Regions from separate parts of the Mus musculus genome. Here region 1 is linked to region 2. A link is a loop called in an ENCODE intact Hi-C map of the cell type or tissue named here. Cell type or tissue: left cerebral cortex. All regions are shown on one strand.

Region 1 (8,000 bases), 190 kb before region 2:
TTCCAGGACAGCCAGGGCTACACAGAGAAACCTTGCCTCGAAAAACCAAAAAAAAAAAAAAAAAAAAAAAAGAAAAAGAAAAAATTGTTATACAGAGTTGGCTACTAGATGTGGCATTGCTCTTTAGTCTATTATTTATTTGACTCTTCACCTATTTGTGGATGAGAATTTATTTATTCAACCAACCTTTTTTTTTTTTTTTTTTTTTTTTTTTTTAATGTTGTTGTTGTGGTACCCAGGTAATAGACTCTTGGTCCATAGTTCTTCCCAAGACTTTTCCAAGTCAGGCATGGTTGTGTACACATTTAATCTCAGCATCTGGGAGGTAGAGGAAGGCAAACCTTTGTGACTTCTCGAGGCCAGTCTGGTCTACATAGTGAGTTCCAGGATAGTCAGGACTACACAGAAAGACCCTGTCTCAAAAAAACCAACCGGGCTGGTGAGATGGCTCAGTGGGTAAGAGCACCCGACTGCTCTTCCGAAGGTCAGGAGTTCAAATCCCAGCAACCACATGGTGGCTCACAACCATCTGTAAGGAGATCTGACTCTCTCTTCTGGAGTGTCTGAAGACAGCTACAGTGTACTTACATATAATAAATAAATAAATCTTTAAAAAAAAAAAAAAAAAAAACAACCAAACAAACAACCAAACAACCAACACTTTGCAAGTTGCCCATCACGGCCTTCCTGTCATCACAGGACTTTGGTCACTGGTACCTTCTCACAGCTTATACAGGGATGAGAAACAGATGCTTCCCCCAGTGTTCATTGCCAGGATTCCCAGAGACTTCTTGTGCATCTCCCTTGAACCCTTGCCTTTAGCAATGGGGGAAAAGGTTCCTAGAATTATCCAAAACTTCTATCACTGTGGCACGATTTCCAAAGGACTCCTGGTTGCTACCCAATGGCAGACATGATTTGTTTCTCATAGTGTACAGTGACTTGGTGGGTCTCTGTATTTCTTCGTGACCCTATGATAGGTCTGTCATCTATTTAGCATCCTTCCTTTCTTCCTTTGGTACTTTCCCTCCAATTTTGGAAGAGATGGTCACCCTCCATGTCTAGTTCATGTTCTAAAGTTTGAACGTTGCGTTTCCCCCAGGGCCCATGTGCAGGTTTGGTCCCCAGGTGGAATCTTTGAGAGGTGGGAGGGAGGCTGCCACTGAAGAAGATTTTGGAGCCCCTAGCCCATTCAGTTCCCTTGGCTCTCTAACCGATGGCTATGAACCCTTGTGTTCCACAACCACAGCTTCTTATTGCTCTCTGGCACTGCCCTATCCCCCAAGATGCTAAACTTGGAATGGAACCACCAAAATGAGGCAAAATAAAACAAAACAAAAAAACCCAAAAACAAAAAACAAAAACAAAGAATCTTTCTTCCTTACTAGGTAATCTCCCCAGGTATTTTGTAGAGATATGGAAAGCTGACTAATGTAGCATGTGATCTGGAAGAGACTGGCCCAACCCAACCACAGAAATCAGAGATAATTCAGAAATAGGCACATGATCCAAGCATGAGACTCAGACTAGTGTTGAAACTTTTGGGAAGAGAGTTCTGCTGGGCTGAAGGTATAGATGTTTAGTTCTGTACAGACCATGTGTGGGACAGATCCCTGTAACCTTAGCACCAGAGAGGTGAAAATAAAAAATAAAATAAAAATCTTAAAAAGTGCATCTCCCCTCCCCTTTACACTGGAGTAGCTAGATGCAAGGAAGCATACTACATGGGCTTTCTGGCATGGTTTGCTGCCCAGCTCAGTGATCCTGCTGGAAAGAGGGAAGTCAAGACAGAGGGAACACTGAGTCAGACTGAGTCTTGGCTGACATGAGTTTAGCCTTAATCTCATTAAGCCAGAATCCATCTGCTCCTGGACATTTTTTAGTTTCAAGAGCTAAATAAGTCACTTTTCTTTTTGCTGGTTTGAGTCAGGCTTCAGTCACTTACAGTGAAGGATCATGATTAAACCTTTCTCCTTTCAGTCTCCGTCCCCACTTCCCAGAGCCTCAGATCCTCAAGGATTAGATAAAGTACCAAGCCAGGAGGAACACAGCAGCCAGCCTTGCCAGCCTCATAGCTAATCATGTAAGGAGACTACAACATGCCTACTGCTCTGGCTGCTGAGAGCCATGGCTGTTTAATCTCTGAGTTTTAGCTAGTCTACTAAGGATGGCTTGGTCTCATTCAGGTTTGTTATGTTGTTTTGTGTGTGTGTGTGTGTGTGTGTGTGTATGCACATGTATGTACTTGGTGTATGTATGTGTGCATGTGTGTATTGCATATGTGTGCATGTGTGTATGTATGTGTACATGCACAGGTATGTATGTGCCTTCTTGCACATGTGTATACACATGTGTGCATATATGTATTTGCATGCACATGTGTATATACATGTGTGAAGTTGTATGTTTTTCTTCTTAGCTTGTACGGTAGTTGTAAGACTCAGATAGGATTAGAGTAGGCATTTACTACCCTTTACAGTTCGTCCCAGTGTCTTCTCTCCCCTCTCTGACTCAGTGTGTGACTTAAGGGTCTGAGTATCTTTGAACTTTCAGCATCCTGGATACATAACAGGGTGAGGACACAGTTGCCAGAAACTTGCCTTTCTTTTAATTGATTTCATCTGTGTAAGTGAGACATCTCACTCACTGAATAATTTTTTGTCACATGTTTATGCAAATCACGATTTGTCTTTGAGCTGACAGCCCCAGTCCTTGCTTTGTTCCGGATGTTGCAGCAGAGGCCAAATGTGCCATGTTCTCTCTTGTGATGGCTGCCAGTTCTCCAAATGTCATAACAGACATTTCACAAGGGAGCCAGTGCCTGTGTTGAGGGCAGCCAGGAAGCATCTATGAGCTTGGTTTTTGTTTTCGTCCTCTTTCTTTTTGTGATACATTTTAACTTTATTGAATTTGTAAAAAAACATTCTTATCAGTCAACATAGATGACTAAAAAATTGTTTTTTTTTTTCTAGTCCAATTCTACTTTTTTTGCAGTGAGCAGTAACTAAATTCATGTATTTCCACCCACACTTTCCCGTGGACATGTTTTTCCAGATTTTAAAATATAGGCTACCCCTTTTAATTTTTTTAATACAAAATACTATTATATTTTATATTGATTTTTTTTGAGAGAGAGAGTGAGTCTCATTATGTAGCCCAGCTCAGCTGGGAACTCACAAAAATCTGTCTGCCTCTGCCTTCTGAGTGCTGGGAATAAAGGTGTATGCCACCATACCCAGGGCTTAAATTTTCTTTTAAAGCTAGTAATTACCATTTTGGGGGTCACTATTTATAGATACTGTCTTCGATTTGTGGGCATACCATGATATTTCTCTAATTAATTAATAAGTTTTCCAGGTAGCTTATAGCTTTTTAAAAATACTTATTGTATATAACCCCCAAATAAACAAGTTTGTAAATATATTTGTTTATGTTCAAGGAAACCTTTGGTGGCTCTACTCTGTTCATGTGCTATACCCAAGGGACTCTTCCGATGTCAACATCTCTTGTATCAATAGTCTGCCAGCTACACGTGACATCTTCCTGACCCCTCTCTATGGCATGTTTTTTTTTTTGGTTTTGTTTTGTTTTGTTTTTTGTTTTTAACCAGAGTTCTCTTGAATATGGGATTGACTGAGATATAAGAGGAGCCCAGCTCCAGACCAGTTCTGACAGCGATGTCCTTCCCTTTCTCTTTTCTCCTGATGCCCAGAGCATCTTAGTAGATTCCATCATCAATGACAAAATGTTATTGGAGTGTAGGGCCTTTGAAGTCTCTAGATAAATGAGATAATAAACCTCTGCTCCCCAGGGATACAGAGAAAGGTATGAGACTACTGAATGGTCTCAGCAGTGCTGTAGACATAGTACCTGCTTAGTTAATATGGAATAGGAACAATTAACCCATTGCCAGAAGCCCCTCTTTGAAGTTTGGGTCAACTCTGAGCCATATGGGAATCAGTGGATGTGACAATTAAAACTCATACCCAACCTCAGACCTGATCTTCAGAGTTAATAGGTTTGGGGCTGGTGAGATGGCTCAACAGGTAAGAGCACCTGATTGCTCTTCTGAAGGTCCTGAGTTCAAATTCCGGCAACCACATGGTGGCTCACAACCATCTGTAACGAGATCTGACTCCCTCTTCTGGTGTGTCTGAAGACAGCTACAGTGTACTTACATATAATAAAAACATAAATAAATCTTTTAAAAAAAGAGTTAATAGGTTCAAGCTCTTCACCCTCACTTAGCCATTTTTCTTGAACTGCTAAAGTCAACCCCCTATTTTATCCATTCCTTTTCGTGGAAACTGAGCCGTGAGGACAACGTGGCCACCAAGCTGATGGCTAAGGGAAGGAAAACATCAGCAATCCCGTGAAGGTGACACTTCTGTGGTGTCCCAGAAGCAAATTCTGAATCATGTAGGTCAGGGCTGCCAAAAGGCCTGGCTGGTGCAGGGAGAGACTTCTGATCTGGGTGGGGCAAGAAGGGGAGGGGGGAGGTGGGGCAGGGAGGAGGGAAAGGAGTCAAGGAGTCAAGTGAATCTAGGTCTAGGGCTGTCTGGTACAGTGCTTGCTGCCTTCTAGGTTATTTAACCATTCCAGCCATTAAGACAAGCCCCTTTTGCACGGGGCTGCTCTGAGTGCATTTTAGTTGAAAGATGCAACGTCATCTCATTCCTTCTGGGAAAGGAGAAAGGACCCACTGTATACTCAGACACCGATCGAGGATGCCGTGCCAGCCTCAGTTGCACCTCGCTGTCCTAGGCCGCAGCGGTGGTGTTTGGCTATGGTCCCCTCTGCAAAATGCAAGGGGGTCCGGGTTGACGGATTTCAGAAGTCCTCTCCTCCCGCTGCCTGAAGAATTCCGCGCTGCTGCTCCACAGGGGGTGGGGGAGGGGAAGTGTTCCGCAGGAAGAAGGGACAGATGGCTCCCGCTGGACTGTGTTCAGAAATGTGGTGTGTGATATACAGCGTGAATGAAGTGTGGTGCCCTTTAAACACAGCCTCCCCCCTGCGCTCCACTCTGCCTGGCTCCCTGATTCTCATTCACAGTACACCATCACTCTCCCACGGGCAAACCTCAGATACTTTTGCGCTGGAGCATACACATACACCAGCAGACTCTGACACACACTCGGTGACTCACCGCTGAGCCATCAGTACACACAGAGGGTGACTCAGCAGGGACCCTCATAGGCAGGCTCACACTCAACTGCAGTTGATGTGCACAGAGGGCCTCTGCAGCAGCGGTAGGCAATCCCACCTCCCACTGGGGTCCTTGGTTGAGAGTCTCTCGGAGGCCTGCAAATGATTTGCATTCTTGGCTCCTTGGAACTGCCTGTTCTTTGTCTTGTGTTTATGGCTCAACCGTTTCCCTACCTTGTTCCCCCCACTGGCTGGTTTGGGAGCTCAGCAAGCAATCCAACAGTCCCTGGCCAGCCAAAGAGGCTTTTGTTTCTAAGAAACTTCTTAGCTCTTCATGAGTTCTTTCCCCACAGGGTCTCATCCCTCCCTGGCCTGGATACCTCTGGCCCAGCTTCCCAGGGTCCATGATTGGCAAGTCTCCACTATTCATGCCCTTTGAGTGGTACCTTTCACAAGATGAGGGGGACCGAGGGTGGGCCACACATGTTGAGGGTGGATAACTGGATGGAAGATGGTCTCTGAGGGCCCCCTCTCTTCCTAGTAGTCCAGACAGATGCTTCTTGGACACTGTCTTGGTACTGAGCAAGACCAGCTCTCTCTTCCTGACGATCAGAGAAGCGACGGTATTATATGTCTCCGTATGATGGACAGCCTTATGGGCCTCAGCTCCCACATGGACCTACCGCAGAGTGAGCGATATAGGCTCAAAGAACAGCAGGCAGAAGATGGGACTCCAAGCAACCAGGTATCTTGGCTGGCACATGGCTTCTGTTGTGGTTCAATCTGAAGGTGAGAAAGTCCTGATGCTGCCTCGGACCTGCTTTTCGCCTCTCTCACGGGATGTCACAAATAAAAGATGGGAGCAGAGAAGATCGAGGGAGGGAATAGTCAGTTGTGGTCAGGTGCTTCAAGCTTTGTCTATTTCTCCAATCCCCACACCCCCAACTCCCCACCACCCCCAGTGTGCCTCTCTTCAGTACTGGAGCATATGACATACTAGCTAGGTGAGTGCTGTTGTATACCACTGAGTCCCATTCTTAGCTCATCTCAACCTAATAGCCCTGTAGCCCCACTAACATTACCCACTTGAGCCTGGTCCCTTTGGCTATCCAATGCCCACAGACCCCTCTCTGTCCTTTCAGAAGATGTGGTTACAGGAGCAGATAAAACCTGTATTGTGACCAGGCCTTGGGACACAAAGTGGTACCCAAGAAACAGTAGGGAAAGATGCCAAAGACATGTGCTGCCTTCGGTTGGGAAGTGGGAGGGGTTTGCTCTAGGTCCTCCCTGACTACAGCAACAGAGTCCTAGATGAGTCCCTTCTCCAGACTGCATAGCACTAGGCTGAGTGCTGTCCTGGGAGCAGGAGTGGGCTATCTACTCAGGAATCCTGGCTAGGTGATGCTCCATGGGACTCTCCTCTTCTCTGATACCTTCCCCATGATTTATGCCTAGAAACACAGGCATGCACATACTAGCTGCTTTGAGCTCAGGATTGAAATGCCTTTCAGCTCTAAAATTTTGAGCTTGGTAGGCTTTGGCCACTTTTTTTCCTTCCTTCTACTTGTTGGAGAACATTATCTTCAATGAACTTTGGTTCCCACTGCAGAGTTGGAATGGAGAAGGAGCCATCCACCCTCAGCGGGACCCTTTCTTTGGGGGACCTCCAGTCAAAGCTTCCCTGCAACTGTGTCGGCTGCTGACTTGGGTTCAAGGCTGAGTATTGCCTGGCAGGCTCGGCAAGCCTCACCCTGCTTCCATCAACACCCTGGGGCTCCCAGCCCCTCGAGTGGAGAAGCTTCGTGTCTGCAGGACGTTGGAAGACGAGGCTGATCCTGATGGATTGTGTTGAGCTCTCAGTGGATGTGTGAAGGAGTTTATCCACAAGTCCCTCTTGCTGTGAGCTCTTTTTACAGACACGCTACAGTAACGAGCAGAACTACTCTATTTAAATATGCATGGATGTGGAAGAAGGCCAATTCCTTGCTCAGACATACCAGCCCTGGCCAAGATCCAGAACTGCAAGATCGTTTTTTTTTTTTTTTTTTTTTTTTTTTTTCTGCTGTTGGTTTTTGCAGCGCTAGGGACGGAACCTAGGCAGGGTTGTCCCTAACCCTTGGGAGGTGTGAGCTGCACCTCTGCTCCAGATAAACTTGACATATGGAAGTTTAACACAATGTTTAATTCGGTTGTATGCTAATTTATTGTCTACTACAATGCTGCTTTAATTAATTGTCATAAAACCCTTATGAGGTGTGTGTGTGTGTGTGTGTGTGTGTGTGTGTGTGTGTGTTTCAAGACAAGAGTTTCTCCATGTAACCCTGGCTAGCCTGGAACTTGCTCTGTCAACCGGGCTGGCCTCAAACTCAGAGAACCACCTGCCTCTGCCTCTTAAGTGCTGGGATTAAAGGCGTGCGCTGCCATTGTCTGGCACTCTTAACCTGTGTTGCACCCGAGGATCCCGAAGAACAAGGCCAGATGGTACACCTGAGATGACACAGTACCTCACCCAGAGGCAAGTGTGCAACCCTAAAACACAGCCCCAGCATGCCATGGGTGGTTATGCTTGGCCTGTACTCAGTGTGGGCACTCTGGTAAGTGCTGGCAAAGACCTTTTTCCTCCAGTCGTCCCTATCCTCCCAGAGTAGCAGGAAGTGGTGACCTTATGCTATAGAGCCATGAACTGGGCCACAGCCCTAAATGACACCTTTGCCCCTGGCCTAGGTCTTCCACTGACAGGTGGTCTTTGTCCCCACCCCAGGTCAGTCTCTTACTGGTTTGCTTCAGGGACAGTGTCCACTGGAGTCAGAGACTAGGCCTCGCTCCCCCTCACTGCCTGACAAGCTCTCTAGGGG
Region 2 (8,000 bases):
TACCCCAACTCTGTCCGGTGGAGGGACGTCCAGCCTTCCAACACCTAACTTGGCATGATATATTCACTTGGTGATGGACCTCAAGAGGTGTGGTGCTTTCAGTTGTCCTCCGACTCAGTCATCATATTGTACTGTTTTTCTCATAAATTGATGCATTAAATAAAACCTCTGGCAGATGGTCCTGTTACATCTGTATAAGAATCATGAATTACCTTTTTAAAAAACATATCCTGCGAGCTGAGGGCGTGTCCCAGTGACACAGCACTTGGTGAGCATAAATGAGGAGCTGGGTTTCCACCCCAGCACTGAGACAGACAGACAGACCCAGACAGACAGGCCCTTTAACACATACTTTCACATTATATTCTTTCTTTTCACCCATCTAACTCTGTTCATTGTTTAGGTCCCAGCTCTGATGTCACTTAGAGAGGTCATCTCAAATCTACAAGTCCTTCCTGACTCCTTCTCTTACTGATCTGTGACTCGGAAGCACTTAGTATATAGTTCATGATCTGTGTTTTGTGTGCTTCTGGGAATCAAACTGCCTGGCAATTATATTTTCTTCTTTGTATTTTTCTTTCCTCCTTTCTGAATGTTTTAAGAATTGGTCTTGTTGTGTAGCCCATGCTGGCTTCAGATTCATGCCACTTCTGCCTGTCTCACAAGTGCTGGCATTACAGGCTCCTGCCACCATACTCTGCTTATAATATTTTTCATTTGATATATTTTCTATAAGGAATAGGTATACATTTGTAATGCTTAAGTGGTATCTTTAATCATTACTTTCAAAAAGAATAGAAAGACCAAAAAGAACAGCAGTATTCTCGTTGTATATTGGTTGCCTCTTGCATCTCCATGGAAGCCCCCCTCTCCCAAAATCTAGCCTACCCAGATTGCTCCCCACATAAACTCCTATTGCAAATTGCAGTTATATTCACTTCGATGCAATCATCCTTACTGCAGAATTCAGTAACAAGATAATGTGTATGTGCATGTGTGCATGTGCATGTGTCTGTGTGTGTGTCTGTGTGTGTGTCTGTGTGTGTGTGCATGTGTGTATTACAGCTCCTACTCAAAAGAGTTTATGGTGTGGTGGGTGATAGAAAGTGGAAAGGCAGAAGCAATGTGTGCAGCTCAGTGTGTGCTTAGAATAAATAAGGCTGTGCGTTCCATCCCCAGCACCAAACAAACACAGAAGTACTAGGAGATACCATCAAACCAAGTGCCATAACTTTATACAAAGGTTCAGCTTTGAGGAAGGGATGATTTCATGCCCTGTTGTGATTTCAGCTTTGCCTGTTTAGACATCTTTCAAATTAGGCTACAACAGTGTAGCTGCACAGAACGGATAACCCCACCTTGCCTGCTTTAACATGTTACACTATGTCAGTTGCAGCCTAGATAGATGACAAACATTCCCAGTAATGGGGTTACTTCCCGCCCAGGCCAATGAGGGGGGCCAATGGGAAGAATTAGTTTATCTGGGACAGGAGAGTTTGCCTGGGGCATTCTCTTATCTTAGCATAGTGTGCCTGTTCCCACTATGTAAGTGTTCTCATTGTCTAATCCTCGTGTTTGGTTTCTAGACCCCCGGGATGGCTTATGAGAAATGAAGAAGCAACTCAAAGGCTGGATTAAAGATGCCTGTGTCCATTCAACGGCTCCTTCCTACAAGCTGGGTTCTTATGGGAACCCAGAGTACAGACAGCAACAGTGCTTCTAGAAGGTGAGTCTTCGCTTAGCTAGAAGCCTTAGGCCAGGTGTCTAGTCAACATCTGACTCTTTGCTCTGACTGCTAGAGCGCCACCTGTTGGAAAGCCTTGCTCCTGCAGCATCTCTAGCGGAGGGGGTCAGGCCAGAGCTGAGCTGATACATTGTAGCTTCCTAAAGAGCTGAGCTGATACCTTGTAGCTTCCCACCCGCAGACACCAGAGTCCTCTCCCACCTGTCCAGGAAAAAGCTGCCACTGTGTCCGGTTGAGAGCTTTCCCTGGGAACATCACCCAGCCGTTTCTATGCATAGGCTTGTTATGGCAGTCTAACCAGGAACAGAATCAAGTGGACCAGAGGAATCGACCTGGGAGAGGAAGCCACTTCGAATCATAATGGTCTATGTGTTGCATTCCCAGGTGTGCTTAGAACCTGTCCTAAAAATGTCTTTTTGTCCTTCCGACTTGAGAACTATTGCACTATCCTCCTGCATCCTTTGTTGTTGAAAGCTCCTGCCCAATCTGAGTTTCCTTGTGAAGAGAGACTCCACTAGACCTCTTTCTTGGGCGCACGCTGTTTCTCTATCTTCTCCCTAAGAATTCAAAAATCATTGTACCATTCCACCTGTTTCTTTATTTCCTCCCTCCCTCCTTACATTTTTGTAACTGAGGATGGAACCCAGGACCACAGCATGCTAAACCATGCTCTATCATGGTGTTGCACCCCCCCAGTCTCCTGCCTCCTTAGTTGTCTATGATGCTGACTTAGGTAAGACTCCATCCTAGGCAGGATGGACCGGGAGAAACCACACTGAGTCAACACTGGCTGATGACTGAGGATATAAAGTTTCTCAGAAGCTGGTGTGGCGACGTAGTAGGAGTCTCAGTACCCATACTACAAATCAGCCCTGAAAACAGCAGAAGCAGCCAAGTGCCAGGGCTGGAATGCTAGGCAACTGAGCTCTCTGCTCCCAGTGAGGCCTCTCAGGCCACTCTAGGACAATGCAAAAGATTGTCATGCGTTCTTTGCAACTTGGCTGAGATGGTTTTCACGCAGGCCTGTGGGCCATATTGTTCTTCCTCTCTTGGCAGATCTTTGGCACCCACTCTCCTCTCTGGCTGCCGGCAGGCCTCCCTGTAGCTGTGCTTTGGCCTGATTAATGGAGTCCAGCTTTCCCCCCAAGGTGCCTGGGCAGTGGGGGTTAAGTCATGCTAGAAGCCCTAATTGCCTGGTCACTTTTATTTTGGGAGGGGTGTGTGTGTGTGTAGACTTCCTGTTTACGGCGCTTTCCTACACAAAGCAAGGCAGACACATGATGTTTTAAGAGTTTCTTCATTCAAGGAGAGCCAAGAAACAAAACCGGAGTCTGCTAAGAAAACAATAGAGGCCGTGGCTACAGAGCATTCTGGCTCTGGGAAACGACTGGGTCCCCTTTGCGGGGGTGGCTGCCACCACTCTGCTGTACGTGATGACTGCCAGTTATTAAGCCTGTCTGGCTGAGGGGGAAGCCAATGAAGAAAACAACAATAAAAGGGAGATAAATGGCTCCTGAGAAATAGGAACTATGCAGGCTGGGGGGGGTGGAGTGGGGGGTGGAGCCCCTGCACTGGTTTAGAGTTTATAGCCAGGAGGATAAACACCACATAATTCTCAAACGATCACCATTTGGAGATGATAAAACAAATAAGAGAAAAAAAAATTCCCTGGAAGAAAAGTTTACAGGACAGAAATCGTGATATCCTGTGTAGAACATTCACGAATTCTGTCTTGGGTCTGGGGTATGCTCAGAAATAGCCTTCCAGCTTGGTTTCCGAGTTTTTGAGGGCCACAAGAGTCTCCCTTACATCACTGGACGACGGATCTCCACCCATCCTAGCGTTGAAGGAGAGGCGGGGTGAGCCCTGGCACGTCCTTGTCGGGGTGCAGGGCGAGGCTGCTGTGCTCCTCCGAAAAGGATCCCCTCCTCATCTAAGTCCAAAACGCCGACCGCGCAGAGGCTGAAAAGGTCTCAACTTCCTGAAAGATGCTAAAGCAAAGAGTCCTCAACTGTCCAGAAACACGGAACTTATGGGATCTACGGAACTGGTATCCCAATCTTGATGTGGCTGGAATGTCCCCGGTGCTTTTGAAACCCTGTGCTTGGGCCAGAGGTCACTCCCGTCCTCTGAATCCATTTGCCAACAGCTTAGACGCAGGCAGCCGGCGCCCTCTTGAGGAAGAAATGCGTGCCTGTCCAGCGGGCTGGAATGCTAAGGCGGTCGCTAGGTCCTGTGGGCCTCCTCTGCACCCCAGCACGCCTAAGGGGAAAACCCAGGCTTTTCTTGGAAGAGTCTGTTTTCAGTTCCAGCTGGTCTACTGGCTCCCAGTGACTAATGAGGCACCTCTGCATCAGTGGTCCTCGGGACCTCTCGAGGGAGTAGGCAGTGAGCAAGCACAAAGGCCTGGGTCATTTGCAGCCCTGAAATGTTATGGTCACGAGTGTCTGATCATTGCCAAAAGGCTCCTAACACCCTGTGAATATGGCAGAAAGTGTGGCGGGTAAAGAAAGGTAGGAGCGAGCGGTGCATAATACACACTGGCACGTCTACAGTAGCTCCTGCCTGTGGTCCTGACACCTCGTGCTGGGAGCCAGAAGGGTCTCTAGTTTGAGATCCTGCTTCAAAACAAACCCTAATGAGATACAGGGTGGGCTGACTGTTTTAAACCACACAGAAAGCCACAGGATACAGACAATTGGGGGTGGGGAGGTGGGCATCATTCTCAGGTGTTCTGAGTAGGCTCGGAAGGTCTGGCAGCAAAGAAGTCCTTGGCGAGAGGAGAGGCTGACCTTACTGAGTTACCTTTGGCCAAGGCCATAGAGGCCACACCCTGGGCCGTGGGATTCGGAGGCTCACAGGCATCGGTGTTTACTCATCTTGTTCAGACTCCAGGCAGATGCTTCTCTACCACCTCATCCGCATGCGTCACTGTTGTGGGTTGTGGTCTGCCAAAGTTGAGACAAACACAGGGTCACATGGCTGACGCGCTTGGGTAAGAGGACAAACAGATTAATGCACCCAGGGCTCCTTCTCAGATAACATCTATGCAGTGGGCTGAACAAAGGGTGATGTCCTGGAGTTCTGGCCATCCTCCCTGTTCACGCTCCGCAGATGCCCAGGGGTTAAAGGAGTATCTGCAGCCACGTACACAGAATGAGGAACGTTTTGAAACAATTTGTAACCGGTCGAATACTTGAAACACGTCAATCCTTTATCTTCTCGGCCATCTGGAACTGGGTAATGGTGGTCTATGCAGACGTTTGGTCCAGGCACTGGGGAGGCAGAGGCAAGATGTCTGAGCTTGAGGCTAGCCTGGTCTACAAAGTAGGTTCCAGTACTACACAGAGAAACTCTGTCTCGAAAAACTAAAACCAAAACTAAAGCCAAACCAAAACCAACCAAACAACCAAACAGCCCCCCAAGAGCCAGATGGTTACAGAACACTAAAGCTGAGGACATTAAGGGATGTAGCTTAAATTAGTATATATGTAGCATAAATGAGGCCCAGGTTCAATTCTTAGGAAAAACAAACAAGCAAACAACAAAAACACAAAAGAACTGTTTTATAGGGCTGGAGAGATGGCTCAGAGGTTAAGAGCACTCACTGACTGCTGCTCTTCCAAAGTCCAGAGTTCAATTCCCAGCAACCACATGGTGGCTCACAACCATCTGTAATGTAATCCAATGCACTCGTCTGGTGTGTCTGAAGACAGCTACAGTATACTCATATAAATAAAATAAATAAATCCCCTTTTTTAAAAAAGGAACTGTTTTATATAATTTAGTTGAATCCTCAAGTTTTAAAATATAATTTAGTTGAATTTTCAAATTGTTTTTTCAAATAATCATTATAAAAATTCACACCACACATTGAATATGAATTTATGTAATTATAAATAATTTTGAAAGGGATTCGGATTGGTTTGTAGAGTGCTGAGAGGGCCTGGCTTTGCTGATGCACCACTTGAATCTGGAGGCAGCCCATGAAGAGTCTAAATGTTGGTCTGGAGAGGACTGGCTGCTCCTGCAGAGGACCTGGGTCCAGCACCCAGCACCCAGCACCCAGCACCCAGCACCCATATGGTGGCCAACTCTCTATAACTCCAGATCTAAAAGCTTTGATGTCCTCTTCTAGCCCCTGTGGTCATCAGGTGCACATGTTGTACACAGGATTACATGTAGACAAAACACATATATCTATAAAATTAAAATAAATAAAGATTTTTTAATCACAAAAAATAAATAATATTGAACACTTGAATAAAGTAACTTCTTTTGAAAACATACATAAAAACCATTTTAACTTCTAATTTACAGTTGTTATATTTTAAGTAATAATATGCTTAAGTTCTGTACACGTTGAGACAATAGCATTTAAAACCCTTCCTTATAGCTCACCTTAATAGAACGTAAATTACTTGATGGTGACCATAGTCGTGATTTTTCTTAATTGAAAGTATCTCTGTACAATAAATGTATACTTTGTTATAAATAATGCATGTCTCTGTTTAAGTTCCTATTCAAGTTTCACTAACAAAAACCCAGAACACTCAGACATGCACAGTAATAATTGGATTCAGTTGTTCTATTTTGCTCACATGTGTTGAGCACAGGCTTTTCAGTTTTGTCATTAGGAAGAATTTGTCATGGTTAGGAACAGAGGACATATTTTATGTAACAGTTTTTTAGTGTCTTTTTGTTGTTTGCTTGAGTTCCTGGAGACGTGCGTGGTATATATGACCAATCTGTACCATTGGTTAAGGTCCCCAAAGACCTGAGAGGAAAAACAAGGATTTCCTTCTTGAAGACAAAGAAGCATCAAGGAACTGGGCGTATTGTGGCAGGCAAGGCTAGAGGGCGTAGGCAAGTCTAGCTGCCATGGGATGTTTGAAGGATCCCACACTAACACTGGGAAGCCATTGGGGTTTAAACTACAGAAGGTGGGTTGTTCTGCTTGCTGTATGACTGAAAGCAGGAACAGAAATTGGGCCCACTGGAGGCCTCTTGCTTTGGCTCTGATGAAATACCAGGTATGATCTGTTTTCTTTGAGGGGTGATGATGAGACTTCGTCTGAGGGAGGAGTTGACAGGGCTCTCGGGTAGATTGAGTGTCTGTGACAGGGAAAGGAAAGCCTGCTTTCTATGCTGTTGGTTCGTGTGGCTGAGTTTGCAGCCATCTCCAGCATCTGTGGCATTGTTTCTAGGACTTCCCCAGAGATGGCCAGACTGCAGATGCTCAGACCAGGGTTGCATCTAGTCTATGCTTATCCCTCCATGTGCTTCAAATCATCTGCACTTAAGGTCCCTAATACAGAGCGAATGCTGAGTCTAATTGTTAGACTGCCTTGTTTAGGAGATTATGACGCACAAAGACCATAACATGATCCATAGAGATGGAAAATGGTCTTACCACCAGCATTTGTTTGGATCCTTATATATGGAACCCATAGATACGAAGGTCCCATAGACAGACAGACAGACATATAGCTATAGATAGATACTTGAAATAGAAATTTGGCTTTGTACAAGCGTGTGAGTTTCTGATAATAGGGGGGAAGTTAATGAGACAGCAGAAATTTTCCTATAGTGCCTGCTCAGAGCCTTATCCAGTTTGCAGGGCTCACTGGGGCTTGTCACCCATGTCCCATCAAGCAGTCAGTCAACTGTTGCTACAGTGTTCTCACAGAATAGCTCAACTCTTTGCTGAGCTCCTTCTGACCTTGAAGTCTCAGTCAATGGGTAACACAGAGGGACTCTGAGGATCTGAATTTCAAAATGAATACCCTCCCTCCCCCGTCCCCTTCCAAACCGGGATTACGGGCATGTATCACCCCACACTCAGTGCAGAGGATCAAACTGGCTCCTTTGCCAGCTGAGTTATATGCCCAGAGTTCCCAGTAGGACTTCCCAAAGACTGAAAAGTCAGTAGAAATATCCTCTCCGACCATCTTCCAGCCGCCGGATCACACTGCTGTGATCATTTTGATGGTACTCACACAGTGTGTCTCTGTACAGGTCTTGTTTTGATGAGCAAGTTGATGTAGATGTCACGATGTATCCGGTAGAGTCATAGCTCTGTGTACTCTAAACCACAAGATATCAGAACAAGGACCCTCAGGGCCGGAATCATAGCTCAGTGGTGGAGCACTTAATCAACATACACAAGGCCTGAAGTTCTATTCCCAGCACTGGGAAAAGGAAGGAAGGAAGGAAGGGAATGAATGAATAAATAAATAAATAACTAAAAAAGGAA

The links. A loop is a pair of places that touch in the nucleus more often than their neighbours do. Peaks named below come from ENCODE experiments on the same cell type or tissue, not always from the same donor. Only the 100,000 strongest peaks of a DNase experiment are listed, where the experiment ranks them.
Region 1: it touches region 2 in a loop (2.3-fold over the local background); 3 of 42 quality-filtered maps call a loop at or near these places.

Annotation. Positions count from the first base shown.
Region 1 is chr8:25,462,844-25,470,843 of GRCm38, reverse strand. It overlaps Gm31045 (a long non-coding RNA gene), which reads left to right. Exons shown (of 4, transcript XR_378820.2): 3 at 5,687-5,934; 4 at 6,755-7,175. Among named protein-coding and RNA genes, the nearest start is that of Gm30978, 13 kb to the right of the region's middle. In left cerebral cortex, a CTCF peak has its summit at 4,163 (motif pointing left); DNase peaks (open chromatin) are centred at 1,903, 5,057, 6,412 and 7,063; H3K4me3 peaks cover 555 bases; H3K27ac peaks cover 872 bases.
Region 2 is chr8:25,271,133-25,279,132 of GRCm38, reverse strand. Gm39145 (a long non-coding RNA gene) reads right to left here. Exons shown (of 3, transcript XR_001778746.1): 1 at 7,744-8,000; 2 at 4,550-4,692. Among named protein-coding and RNA genes, the nearest start is that of Gm39145, 4.1 kb to the right of the region's middle. In left cerebral cortex, CTCF peaks have their summits at 1,804 (motif pointing left) and 3,915 (motif pointing left); DNase peaks (open chromatin) are centred at 1,818, 2,782 and 3,916; H3K4me3 peaks cover 544 bases; H3K27ac peaks cover 377 bases.